3 separate regions of the Homo sapiens genome follow, and all the other regions are linked to region 1. A link is a loop called in an ENCODE intact Hi-C map of the cell type or tissue named here. Cell type or tissue: Calu3. All regions are shown on one strand. Region 1 has its middle 3.4 kb from the start of LINC00658. Region 2 has its middle 78 kb from the start of CDS2. Region 3 has its middle 93 kb from the start of PROKR2.

Region 1 (4,000 bases):
TCGCTCTGTCGCCCAGGCTGGAGTGCAGTGGCGCGATCTCCGCTCACTGCAAGCTCCGCCTTCTGGGTTCAAGCCATTCTCCCGCCTCAGCATCCCGAGTAGCTGGGACTACAGGCGCCTGCAACCACGCCCGGCTAATTTTTTGTATTTTTAGTAGAGATGGGGTTTCACCGTGTTAGCCAGGACGATCTCGTTCTCCTGACCTCGTGATCCACCCGCCTGGGCCTCCTAAAGTGCTGGGATTACAGGCGTGAGCCACCGCGCCCGGCCTTCTTTTTCTTTTTAATTTTTTTGTAGAACAAATTTTATTTTAAAAATAGGGACGAGGTCTTGCTATGTTGTCCAGGCTGATGTTGAATTCCTGGGCTCAAGCAGTCCTCCCACCTTGGCCTCCCAATGCTAGATTACAGGCATGTGCCACCAGTAGTTTTCTTTAAATCAACAGAATAATAAATTTGGTCATGCTTCCAGCCCACCCACACAGGTAGACACAGCTTAGTTCAGTCTCCACATAGAGAAGACTCCTATATACGAAAAATGTAAAGACGAGGCATTCCTCCGCTTGCTTTCTGAGGACACCCTACCCTGTATTTGAGTAGCCGTCAATAAACCTTCCCTCCCCACTGAACTCTGTGACTTGCCTGGAATTCCCTCCTGCACGAGATCCAAGAACTTTCTCTTAGGGTCTGGATTGGGACCTCTTTTTTTTTTGGCAACACAAGGACATGCCAATTGTAACTTTAGGTCTACAAACTAAGTCTAGTTCTTAATTTCTTTTTTTTTTTTTTTTGAGACTAACTCTCATTCTGTCACCCAGGCTGGAATGCAGTGATGCGATCTCGGCTCACTGCAACCTCTGCCCCCTGGGTTCATGCGATTCTCCTGCCTCAGCCTTCCAAGTAGCTGAGATTACAGGTGCATGCCACCATGCCTGGCTAATTTTTTTTTTTTTTTTTTTTTTGAGAAGGAATTTCATTCTTATTGCCTGGGCTGGAGTGCAATGGCGTGATCTCAGCTCACTGCAACCTCCGCCTCCTGGGTTCAAGCGATTATCCTGTCTCAGCCTCCTGAGTAGCTTGGACAGGCATGCGCCACCACACCCAGCTAATTGTTGTATTTTTAGTAGAGATAGGGTTTCACCATGTTGGTCAGGCTGGTCTCGAACTCCTGACCTTAGGTGATCCACTTGCCTTGACCTCCCAAAGTGCTGGGATTACAGGCATGAGCCATTGTACCCGGCCTTAATTTTTGTATTTTTAGTAGAGATGGAGTTTCACCATTTCATCCAGGCTGGTCTCGAGTTCCTGACCCCAAGTGATCTGCCCGCCTTGGCCTCCCAAAGTGCTGGGATTACAGGCGTGAGCCACCGTGCCCAGCCTAGCTCCTAAAATTAAAGTTGATTCCATGCTGATAATGTTGATCGCAAGCTTAGATAGAAGTGCAGGTGCAGAATAAAGACAAGACTCATTCCTATACCTACCCAGAGACATCTGCATACTTGACTCTTCCTTTACTCTCTTTTTATTTTCAAACATCCAATTTGTCTTATGTAAAATGTAGATTTACCAGGCAGCAGCTAGAGTCTCACAGGAATGTAGCCATTCGCCTTACCACCTGTCTGCCCTTTTTCCTAAAAGCCTTTCCCCCATTTAAGGAAATGTGTAAATACTAAATCCCCTGAAACTCTCTTGAGAAAAACAGCCACAGATGTACCTGTGGCTTGTATTTTTCCCGGAAGCACCCTCAAGCTGACTTAATAAACCTCGATGATTGAGATTTATGCCTTGGTCATTCTATTCAGATGTCAGAAGGACCCATGGGAAGACTCAGAGAGAAAGGTCTGTAGGAAGAGGCTAAGGAGCCCAATCTTCTCCCAGAAAATGGACGCTTCGGGTGGTCATGAATTGTAGGGCTATTGGTACTGGGGTGAGTAAAGAGGAAGAGAAAGAGAGCAAGGCCCCAAGGAGAAGGGGAAACAGGGAGGGAGGAAGGGGCCATGCCCTGTCCTCCCCTCCTCCAGTGTCCCTGCCCCTCTCCAACTTCAGAATTCCCATTGCTCCTTGAGAACTCAGACACTAGCTTCCCCACCAAGGCCTCCTCCCTCTGCATTCCCCCAGCCTGTCCATTCTCGGTCACACTGACTCCGAGTCTGGTCAGCTGCCTGTATGCCTGTCTCACCCAGTTAACTTAAATTCCTTGGGGTCAGGAACAATGCTTTCTTCTTATTTTCCATGCCACAGCTCCAGTTACTGTGACTGACACACAGAAATATTGGCTTGGAGTCGATTATCTCAGGGATGCAGCTCAAAGTAAATGTGTCTTGTATAGAGTGGGCATAGGGATGCTTTAATGAGGAACGAGCAAGTCCCAAGAGGAGCAAGGAAAACTTGAGCTGCAACCACTTTGCATTTCAGATGATGAATTAGAGCGGTTGTTATCGAATCTGCCACCAGAGGGCGATCCAGGTAAAAAAGATCTTCGGGCTACTCTTCAGCCCGGTGACCTGATCTTCCCCCAAACTCAGATCCTTGCTGCCTCCCAGAAACAGCAGACACCTAAGTCCAATGTAGCTTGCCAGGATCTCAGGGAATGAAATTTTATAGTTTGCTGGCATTTTCCTCAGGGGAGCAGAGGCAAGAAAACAATCAAATCCAAGTTTGCGCCACTGCACACCAGCCTGGGCGACAAAGCAAGACTCCCGTCTCAAAAAAAAAAAAAAAAGAAAAGAAAAGAAAAGAAAAGAAAAGAAAGAAAACAATCAAATCCATGGTCTGCTGTTTACTGGATGAAGAATAAGACTGCCTAAAGGCAATGTGTTTAGTACAAAGGTGTCATAAGCTCTGAGATGGTTCCTGCTTTACCAATTTCTGGAAGTGTGACATTAAAGCAACCATTCTCTTTTCTGGGCCTGGTTTTCCTCTGTAAAATGTCAGTTCAAGTTCCAGCCTGTCTTGGGATGTCATCGGCCTTTACAACCTACTTGGGCTATGGCCCTGCGATTAAGTGCACAGTGGAAGCTTAGTCCCCTTGCTTTTCTGCCTCTCTTAGGGAACCACAGTCACAGAAACCAGCACTTGCTGCCATAGGAACTGCTAATATCTTGGACATTCCCTGTATTCTCTCCCAGCCCAAACAGGCATAGCCAGAGGAGTGAGACATGCAGAAAAATGAAAGAAGCCCAGGGCATTGTTCAGCAGTGAGCCTAAAGTCTGTACATGCGATAGCATAATATTTGTGAAAATTCTTGCAAAATGCAAAGCTGATGGCATATGACTTGTAACTCATTCTTGTATATAACAGTAGATCAACATGCAACTGAAGAAAGCACTACTCAGGATGGAAGTAGCCTTGGGAGGGAGGCAAGGAGTAGTGAGGAGGGAGAGAATGAGCTGTTTCTGTAACATTTCATTTCATAAGAGAGATGGATGGACTTCAAGCATCTGTGGCAAAAGGTCACCTCAGATAAATCTGATTGGTTCCAAATTATTTTCTGTAATCCTCCCTATGTTTGACTCATTATTTTAATTAAAAAGAAAAAATATTTAAAGTAATTTTAAAAATAACAGAGCTCACCAGCCCCTTAGAGCGCAGCTTGGTCTAGGGTAGTTTCTTTAACTAGCAGAGCTTTCTGTAGATACAGACATGCGTTCACAAAGTATCTTTAGGTTTCCCAGGCCCGGAGGGGTGAGATAATACTAAGGGAGGGAGATCTGCTCTTGGAGGAGGGACCTGCTCTAACCAGCCCTGTAGCTCTGCAAATCTTTGGGATTTTGTCCTTATCTGTAAATAGGGATGACGTTTGTCCCATTTATCTCATTCAGTTATAATGTGCATCAGATAAGATGATATTTGTAAAAACAACTTGAAAATACAAAATGATGTACACAGGTATTATTTAGTTGTGAAGCTCTAAGTCCTGAGGCCTCGTTTATATTAACAATAGCAATAAAAATAACAATACAGACTGGGCGTGGTGGCTTACACCTGTAATCCCAGCACT
Region 2 (4,000 bases), 240 kb after region 1:
GAAATGACTGGTTGGGCACACTGACTCATGCCTGTAATCCCAGCATTTTGGGAGGCCAAGGCAGGAGGACTGCTTGAGGCCAGGAATCTGAGACTAGCCTGGCCAACATAGCAAGATCCTATCTCTATATATTAAAATAACATTTTTTAGAAACCAGATATTTAACACCAATGGTACAGTTTATTTAGAAAAGGCAGGAAACATGCTTCTTTCCTTTCATTAACTAGTTTTATAAATAGAGTTGGTTTGCCCACATCCTCCAATACTGATAACATGAATTTAGGTATTATTATGAATTCATGTACTTAAATATAATCAATGTGTTTCCATCAACTGCAGTTATTACCCTTACTGATGTTCAAAATGTCCCATGTTTAGGAGCCTCTTCTTGCTGGCTCTGCCTCATTTTGACATGACCCTACTGTTTGCTTTTTATGGCTTCCTTGCTTTCCGGTATGTTTGCAGCAATAAATAATGGACAGATAGAAAGTCTTTGGTCAGATAACAATCCCTCAAGGTTGACTGATGGCTCTGTAGAGTTCAGTGTGAGCAGCTACTTGTGCAACAGCTATGTTCAGGGGCAGGGAGACCCAAACCCAAGAGTAACTCCCCCACCCAGAATGGGGCCACCTCGGGGGTGACATGAAAAAGCCAAGCGACCGGGCACGCTGGCTCATGCCTGTAATCCTAATATGTTGGGAAGCCGAGATGGGCAGATCACTTGAGGTCGGGGGTTCAAGACTGGCCTAGCCGACACGGCAAAACCCTGTCTCTACTAAAAATACGAAAATTAGCTGGGTGTGGTGGCAGTGCCTATAATCCCAACTACTCGTGAGGTTGAGGCACCGCTTGAATCCAGGAGGAGGAGGTTGCAGTGAGCCAAGGTAGTGCCACTGCACTCCAGCCTGGGCGATAGAGTGAAACTCCGTCTCAAAAAAAAAAAAGGAAAAGGATAAGGCCAAGCACTCAGATCAGGAAGAAAACAGGGTGCCAGTGGGAGGAGACACTGAAATAATAACAGTAATATTTATGAAAACTCACTGTGTGCCAGAAGCTAGTCTAAGCTCTTTGAAAGTATTAATGTATTTAATCCTCACAATGATCCGGGGGTGAGTATAATCCCCGTATAGTATAAATGGTATTATCTCCTGTTTTACAGACAAGGAGACTGAAGCGCAGAAAGGTTAAATAACTTGCCCAAGGCCACACAGACACTAAGGGATGGAGTCAGGAATCGAACTCAGGCACTTCCCCAGCCCAAATGGAAAAGAAGACAAGCCATTCCTCCTTTATGGATTTGGTAAGGATGGCTGTGGAGGAGGTTCTAGCACCTGGACAATGCCATGAAATAGTCAGCATTCCAGTGTGAATTTCAGTTCGAGCTGGCCTGGGTGGGTTCAATGCAAGGTCAGCCACGGCTACCACTTCATTCCCCTCCCCTTCATTCCCAAGAACTCCCTTCCCTCTCTGTGCCCCTAGCCTCAATGTCCCGCCCTGCCTCTGCCTTTGCTGGAACATTTCTCTGCTTCTTCCCCGGCATCCCTGAGAAATTCACTTCTCAGCCAAGGTGGTAACATTACAAATAAAAGTTTAAAATAGTGCAAATAAAACTTTCTGTTGGATGATTACTAGATGCTAGGAGTAGACACGTGCTTTGCAAATTTTCTCAATTACCCTTATTTTATAGAGGGGGAAGCTGAGTTGTTAAGGGTTTTGTTCCAGATTACAAAGCTAGTGAATGCTGCGCTAGGATCCTCTGCGGATAAGGATGTCTCACTTCTAAGCCCTGCCTGTGCCTCACTCCTAAACTACTACTGCCCTCTGCTGGGCCCGTGACAGCACTGCCTCACTATGCTGCCTCACTATGCTACAGCAGCAGCCCCAGGCGTCTCTATCACAGAAAGGAAGGGGTGGCCAGGAAGAGTATTTCTTGTTCTCAAAGCTCCTGCAGAGCTCCTCAGATTGCACCAGTCAAAAACATATTATTAATATTCTTTGCTATTATGGACACTATTGGGGTAACTGGTGAAATCTGAATAAGGTTATATAACAGTAAAGGGGCATGTCTACGACTTACAAATAATTAAGAAAAAAAAGTGTGTGTGTGGAGTGAGAACATAAACAAATGTGCCAAAATGTTAACATTTGGAAAATTTGGGTGAAGGATGTAGGAAATTCTTTATACTATTCTTACAACTTTTCTGTAAGTCTAAAACTATTCAAAATACAAAGTTAAATAATTACAACTTCAGGAAGCCACCAACCCCAGCTCCCCAGATTCAGGAGGTTCTCTAATAACTGACAGATTACCAGAGGGCTCCCTCCTGGCCCCACTTCCTGATGAACACCATGGTCGACAGGGAATTTAGGGGCCCGTGAGGCTCTGGCGGGGAAGAAGCTCACTCTTGGGCAGTGGCTACGGGTATCGTCAGTGCCCACAGGATCCCATGAATGCCCCCTCTAACACATGCACTGGTGCACAACTACAGGCAGTGACTGGGGACCCCCAAAAAGGATAAGCTTGTGGGTATCCAGAACTGGTCAGCATAGTGAAGGGAGTGGGAGGCATTTCTCGTGAGGAAGAGTGAAAAGAACAAGATGGAAAACTTGGGAAGAGAAGGCTGGGCAGCAAGGGGAAGGCCAGGAGGCACTTAAGAATCATTGTAGACATGTGTTATGCAAAAGAGGAATCAGATTCAGTCTATGAGGTGTAAGAAGACAGAAGGAGGCCGGGCATGGTGGGTCAGGCCCGTAATCCCAGCACTATGGGAGGCCGTGGCAGGCGGATCACCTGAGGTCAGGAGTTCAAGACCAGCCTGGCCAACATGGTGAAACCTCATCTCTACTAAAAAATACAAAAATTAGCTGGGTGTGATGGCGGGCACCTGTAATCCCAACTACTCAGGAGGCTGAGGCAGGAGAATTGCTTGAACCTGGGAGGCAGAGGTTGCAGTGAGCTGAGATTGAGCCACTGCACTCCAGCCTGGGTAACAGAGCAAGACTCTGTCTCAAAAAAAAAAAAAAAAGGCAGAAGACAGGAGTCCTGGGCAAAGGCACTGGGAGGCACACACCATTCTGCCCTATAGCTTGTGATGTAGAATAATAGCACTGGATGGAACAGCAACATTACCTACCCCAGAAGGGTCACCTCGGGACATCCTGAGGCTCACCCTGGGGATGCTCCAGCACAGGGTGCTGACCAGTTATGATGGGTTTCTGAGAGGGGCTGGACTCACTAGAGGAAGTTTCAATCACTGTTTCTCAACCTCAGCTACACTTTGGAGTAAGTCCAGGGAACTGCTTTTTTTAAAACTCATGCCTGCATCCCACCCCCAGAGACTCTTATCTCATTGGTCTGAGATACTGCCTGGGCACTGGTAGTTTTTTAGGTTCCTCAGGCAATTCTAATGTGCAGCCAAGTTTGAGAATCAATGGCTTCAAAGGCTCTACCTCTAAGGCTCCTGGAATCTACGAGAAATAGAGACCATGTGGGCAAGATCAGAGAGCCCATCTTAGCTGCAGGAATAACTTCAGTTGCCTCAGTCAAATCCACCATCGGTCAAATCTTTGCTGCAGGAATAACTTCAGTTCCCTTGGTCAAATCCAGATCAGAATTTACCCTGAACCTAGACTCAGTCTGATGGATGTGCTTTTTACCCTAAAAATGTGTTTAAGTTTGTTAAAATTGAGAAGTGATATTAACGGAAATGGCACAATGGTGTTTATTTCATTTGAGAACTCCCTAAGTTTTGGTTGATTTGGGAACTGGCAGTGTCCTTTGGTAAATATTGGATGGCGTGTAAGTGAGTACGCCATGGCCAGGCCATGAGTCCATCTCTGGGACTTCCCACCCCGACTGCCTGGCCTCTAAATAATCAAATAGAGAAGTTACTCTTGCTTTGTTTCCCTTCCTCTCCTTTCCCAGGAGACCAAAAGGTAAAGCTGCCCTTTCTTCTCAAGGGAAGAGCACTCAGGCCTCTAGAATTCTGGCCCCAGGAGA
Region 3 (4,000 bases), 230 kb after region 1:
CACAAAGAATTCAGGTCAACCCATAAGCTCTCTCTCCTGGGCTAAAGTGAAATGGAACCAAGGCATGTCCTTGCCTTAAGGTTATAACAGATAATCCATAAAGATGGGCACTTAGCAGAGGCTCTATTAGTTTCCCAGGGCTGCCATAACAAAGTACCACAAATTGGGTGGCTTACATCAGAAATGAACTGTCTCACAGTTCTGGAGGCTGGAAATCTGAAATCGAGGGGTTGACAGGGCCGTGCTCCCCCTGAAAACCTGTAGGGGAGAATTCTTCCTTGCCCCTTTCAGCTCCTGGTGTTGCTGGCAATCCTTAGTGTTCCTCAGCTTGTAGATGTCACTCTAATCTCTGCCTCTGTCTTCACATGGCCATCTTTCTCTGTGTCTGTCTCTCTTCTTCTTTTAAGGACCCCAGTCATGTTGGAGTAGGGCTCCCCTACTCTAGTATGACCTCATACCTATTACAGCTGCAATGACCCTATTTTCAAATAAGGTCACAGTCTAAGGTTCCAGGGGGTAGGACTTCAACTTATCTTTTTGGGGAATACAATTCAACCCAGCATAGGGCATAACGAGTATCTGTTGGAGGAGTGGCAAAAGGTCCTTCCAGCACTGACGTTGTATGTCTCTATAAATGAGACAACCCAACACGAAGGGCTGTAAAAGCAAGAAGCTCCACACGCAGGAACACCATGGCTGCATCCCACGACTGTCCATGGGGACAAGGTCGACTGGTCATATCATTCTGGCTTCTGGCTCTGCCATCAGGTTTTGCGTCATTCAGATCCAGACAGGCTAGGTCCTGACTGCTGTTCAATCAACATACATAATTACATCCTCTAGCCATAGGAGAGCTCTGTTCAAGAATATTTCTTCCTGCCGGGTATGGTGGCTCACGCCTGTAATCCCAACACTTTGGGAGGCCCAGGTGGGCAGATCACTTGAGGCCAGGAGTTCAAAAGCAGCCTGGCCAACATGGCAAAACCCCATCTCTACTAAAAATACAAAAAAAATTAGCCAGGCACAGTGGCATGTACCTGTAATCCCAGCTACTCGCAAGGCTGAGGCGGAAGAATCGCTTGAATCCAGGAGGTGGAGGTTGCAATGAACTGAGATCATGTCACTGCACTCCAGCCTGGGTGACAGAGCGAGACTCTGTCTCAAAAAAAAAAAAAAAAAAAATTCTTCCTACCTGTAGAATTAATTGATGGTCATAATAAGAGCCCAGTGACACTGCACAGTCTAGGGGTATCTTCTGAATCATCAAAGAACAACAAAAATATCTTCGAAAAGTGTTCCTGTGAAGTGTGTTTGAGTGATTTCTTTGAAGTTCACAGTATTAGGTTAAGTCCCTTGAAAGGAGAGACGGAGAGAGGATTTGGGTACAGGGGATTTATTGAGGGTAACTCAGCAGAAGACAGATGAGTGAAGTAGGAGGGGGCAGGGGAAGGAACTGAGCAAAGATGTGGTCTTAGCTGGAGTCCAACTTAGCTCCGAAGCAGGAACTGCACCACAGAGCTGGTCCCACTTTAAGGCAAAAGGGCTGGCCCTTTGTACCCCCATGTCAGTCAGTCATTGGCTGTGGGCTGCGGGAGAGAGGGCAGAACTAACAGAGCAAGGAAGATCTTGCACAAGGAAAAATCTTCAGAGAAGAGGGGCGACTGTGAGCTGATAGCAGCCAACACTCACAGCAGCTGGGAGATGGCTGCACTAGACTGGCTAATACAGGGGACCGGAATACAGCCCCCACGACATCCTCTCCAGTTGGTAATGCATGCATGGAAGAGAAAGGGTGTGTGCCTGGATGTGGTCACCTACATCGACTAGCTCTTGAAAGGCCAAGATTCTGGGTTAGCCTGGAAATCTCACCTCTCAACACTGCTAGAAAACCCTGGTCATAGTGTTTCATTATTCCCAACATCCAGAGGCCACCAATAAAGACCAATTCTCCTAGTGTGTGGAAGCATTGTGAACACTCAGGCGTCTCATTAGTGTATTTCCTACACCCATCTCAGGGTGGTTTATGCCGCAGGGAAGCATTTGAGAGCTCCTGCATTCAGGCTGCTTTGAGTAACAGTGGGCAAGAAATGCTATTAAATCAGGCGTGCTTGTTGATGGAACATCTTCGCCTTTATAATTGTGTCTGGGGATATAAAATGTCATTGGTGGGCAAATGCTTTGTAACAACACAATCTTACCCAAAGACTTATTGATGGTTGGATTATGATGGAGAAGTGCTCAAATAACTATTGATTTCTACTGTATTGTGTGGAGGCGGGGAAGATATATTGCTATGATTTTACCGTCCTCTCCACAATTAACGAGTTGCCTTTTGGTAAGGAACGGCTGGGCACTTGTTTAACCATTAGGTGGCGCTGTCTCCGCGGTAAAGCAGGGCAATGCTGTAGCTACATTGTTAAAATTACTTAGTCACAATGTTACAATGTTACATAGTTGCAATGCTGTAAATCCATAACTGAGGCCATCTCTGAATTAAAAGTAATTTCCCAATTGTCTAAGGTGATGCACAGGACAGGAAAAAGCAAGGTCCACCATAACCACAATGAGCAAGTGGTGGGGTCAAACAGGCTTATTGCAGTTTCTTCAGGGGGCTTCAGGATGGAGAGCCGAGGTCTCAGATCTACTGATGTTTTAACAGCATCCTACCCTTTGAGCACCACCCCTAGCTAGCAGAAGGATGTTAGTATGAACAATGGAGCCACATCTGAGGTTGAAAAAAAGGCAGCTGGGAGAAGAGGTAGTTTTGCTCAAACTATCTGTATCAATAATTATGGAAGCAGGAGGAAAGACAATATTTATTTATATAGCTTTCTATTTATAAAAGAAAAATATGGCCGGGTGCAGTGGCTCACGCCTGTAATCCCAGCATTTTGGGAGGCCGAGGTGGGCGGATCACGAGGTCAGGAGATCGAGACTATCCTGGCTAACACGGTGAAACCCCGTCTCTACTAAAAATACAAAAGATTAGCCAGGCGTGGTGGCAGGCGCCTATAGTCCCAGCTACTTGGGAGGCTGAGGCAGGAGAATGGCGTGAACCCGGAAGGCGGAGCTTGCAGTGAGCCGAGATCGGGCCACTGCACTCCAGCCTGGGCGACAGAGCAAGATTCTGTCTCGAAAAAAAAAAGAAAGAAAGAAAGAAAAATATATCAATGAAACACTGTGAAAACACACAGATAGTATTTTTCCAAACATTTCAAATCACCCCTCCTCTCAGTGTACCTGTTTTGAATATGGTCTACTCCCCTGGTATTTATGTATATATGATTTTTATATGTAAGTAGTTAACACGTATATGTAATATAAGCATATGTATTTATAATTTACATCTCCCTATATGATTTACCAAAATAAGGACCTCCTGTACACTCTGCTTTGCAGTCTGCAATCTATAGCAGTCAATATTATTTTACTGACTCAATATTATTTAGAACCTGACTATAGGACTGTGAAGTAATCCGTCATATTGTCACACTTTGATCACCTAGCTGCTTCCCAGGTGCCTTAGTCCATTTTCTGTTGTTTGGAAAAGAATATCTGAAACTGGGTACGTTATAAAGAAAAGGAATTTATTTCCAACAGTTATGGAAGCTGAGAAGTCCAAGGTCAAGGGGGTGCATATGGTGAGGGCCTTCTTGCTTTGCTAGTGGGGACTCTGCAGAGTCCTGAGGTGGCTCAGGGCATCACATGGTGAGGAGCTGAGTGTGCTAGCCCAGGTCTCTCTTCCTCTTCTTATAAAGCCACCAGTCCCACTCCCATGATAACTCATTGATGTGTTAACCCTCTATTCATGAATGCATTAATCCATTCATGAGGGCTGAGCCCTCATGACCCAACCACCTCTTAAAGACCCCACCTCTCAATACTGCCACATTGGGGGTTAAATGTCAACATGAGTTTTGGAGAAGACAAACATTCAAACCATAGCACCAGGGTTAGATGTTTAGGTGGATAGATTTACAATTAGCTGTTTTGTTTTGTT

What was found. Hi-C counts contacts between places; a loop is a spot of excess contacts. Peaks named below come from ENCODE experiments on the same cell type or tissue, not always from the same donor. Only the 100,000 strongest peaks of a DNase experiment are listed, where the experiment ranks them.
Region 2: it touches region 1 in a loop (19-fold over the local background); 67 of 110 quality-filtered maps call a loop at or near these places.
Region 3: a loop joins it to region 1, with 5 times the contacts of the local background. A loop is called at or near these places in 16 of 110 quality-filtered maps.

Annotation. Positions count from the first base shown.
Region 1 is chr20:5,447,129-5,451,128 of GRCh38, reverse strand. No RefSeq gene overlaps it. Among named protein-coding and RNA genes, the nearest start is that of LINC00658, 3.4 kb to the right of the region's middle. In Calu3, no CTCF peak of the experiment used is centred here; a DNase peak (open chromatin) is centred at 2,468.
Region 2 is chr20:5,203,394-5,207,393 of GRCh38, reverse strand. No RefSeq gene overlaps it. Among named protein-coding and RNA genes, the nearest start is that of CDS2, 78 kb to the right of the region's middle. In Calu3, a CTCF peak has its summit at 1,824 (motif pointing left); a DNase peak (open chromatin) is centred at 1,833.
Region 3 is chr20:5,221,517-5,225,516 of GRCh38, reverse strand. No RefSeq gene overlaps it. Among named protein-coding and RNA genes, the nearest start is that of PROKR2, 93 kb to the left of the region's middle. In Calu3, a CTCF peak has its summit at 2,401 (motif pointing right); a DNase peak (open chromatin) is centred at 2,376.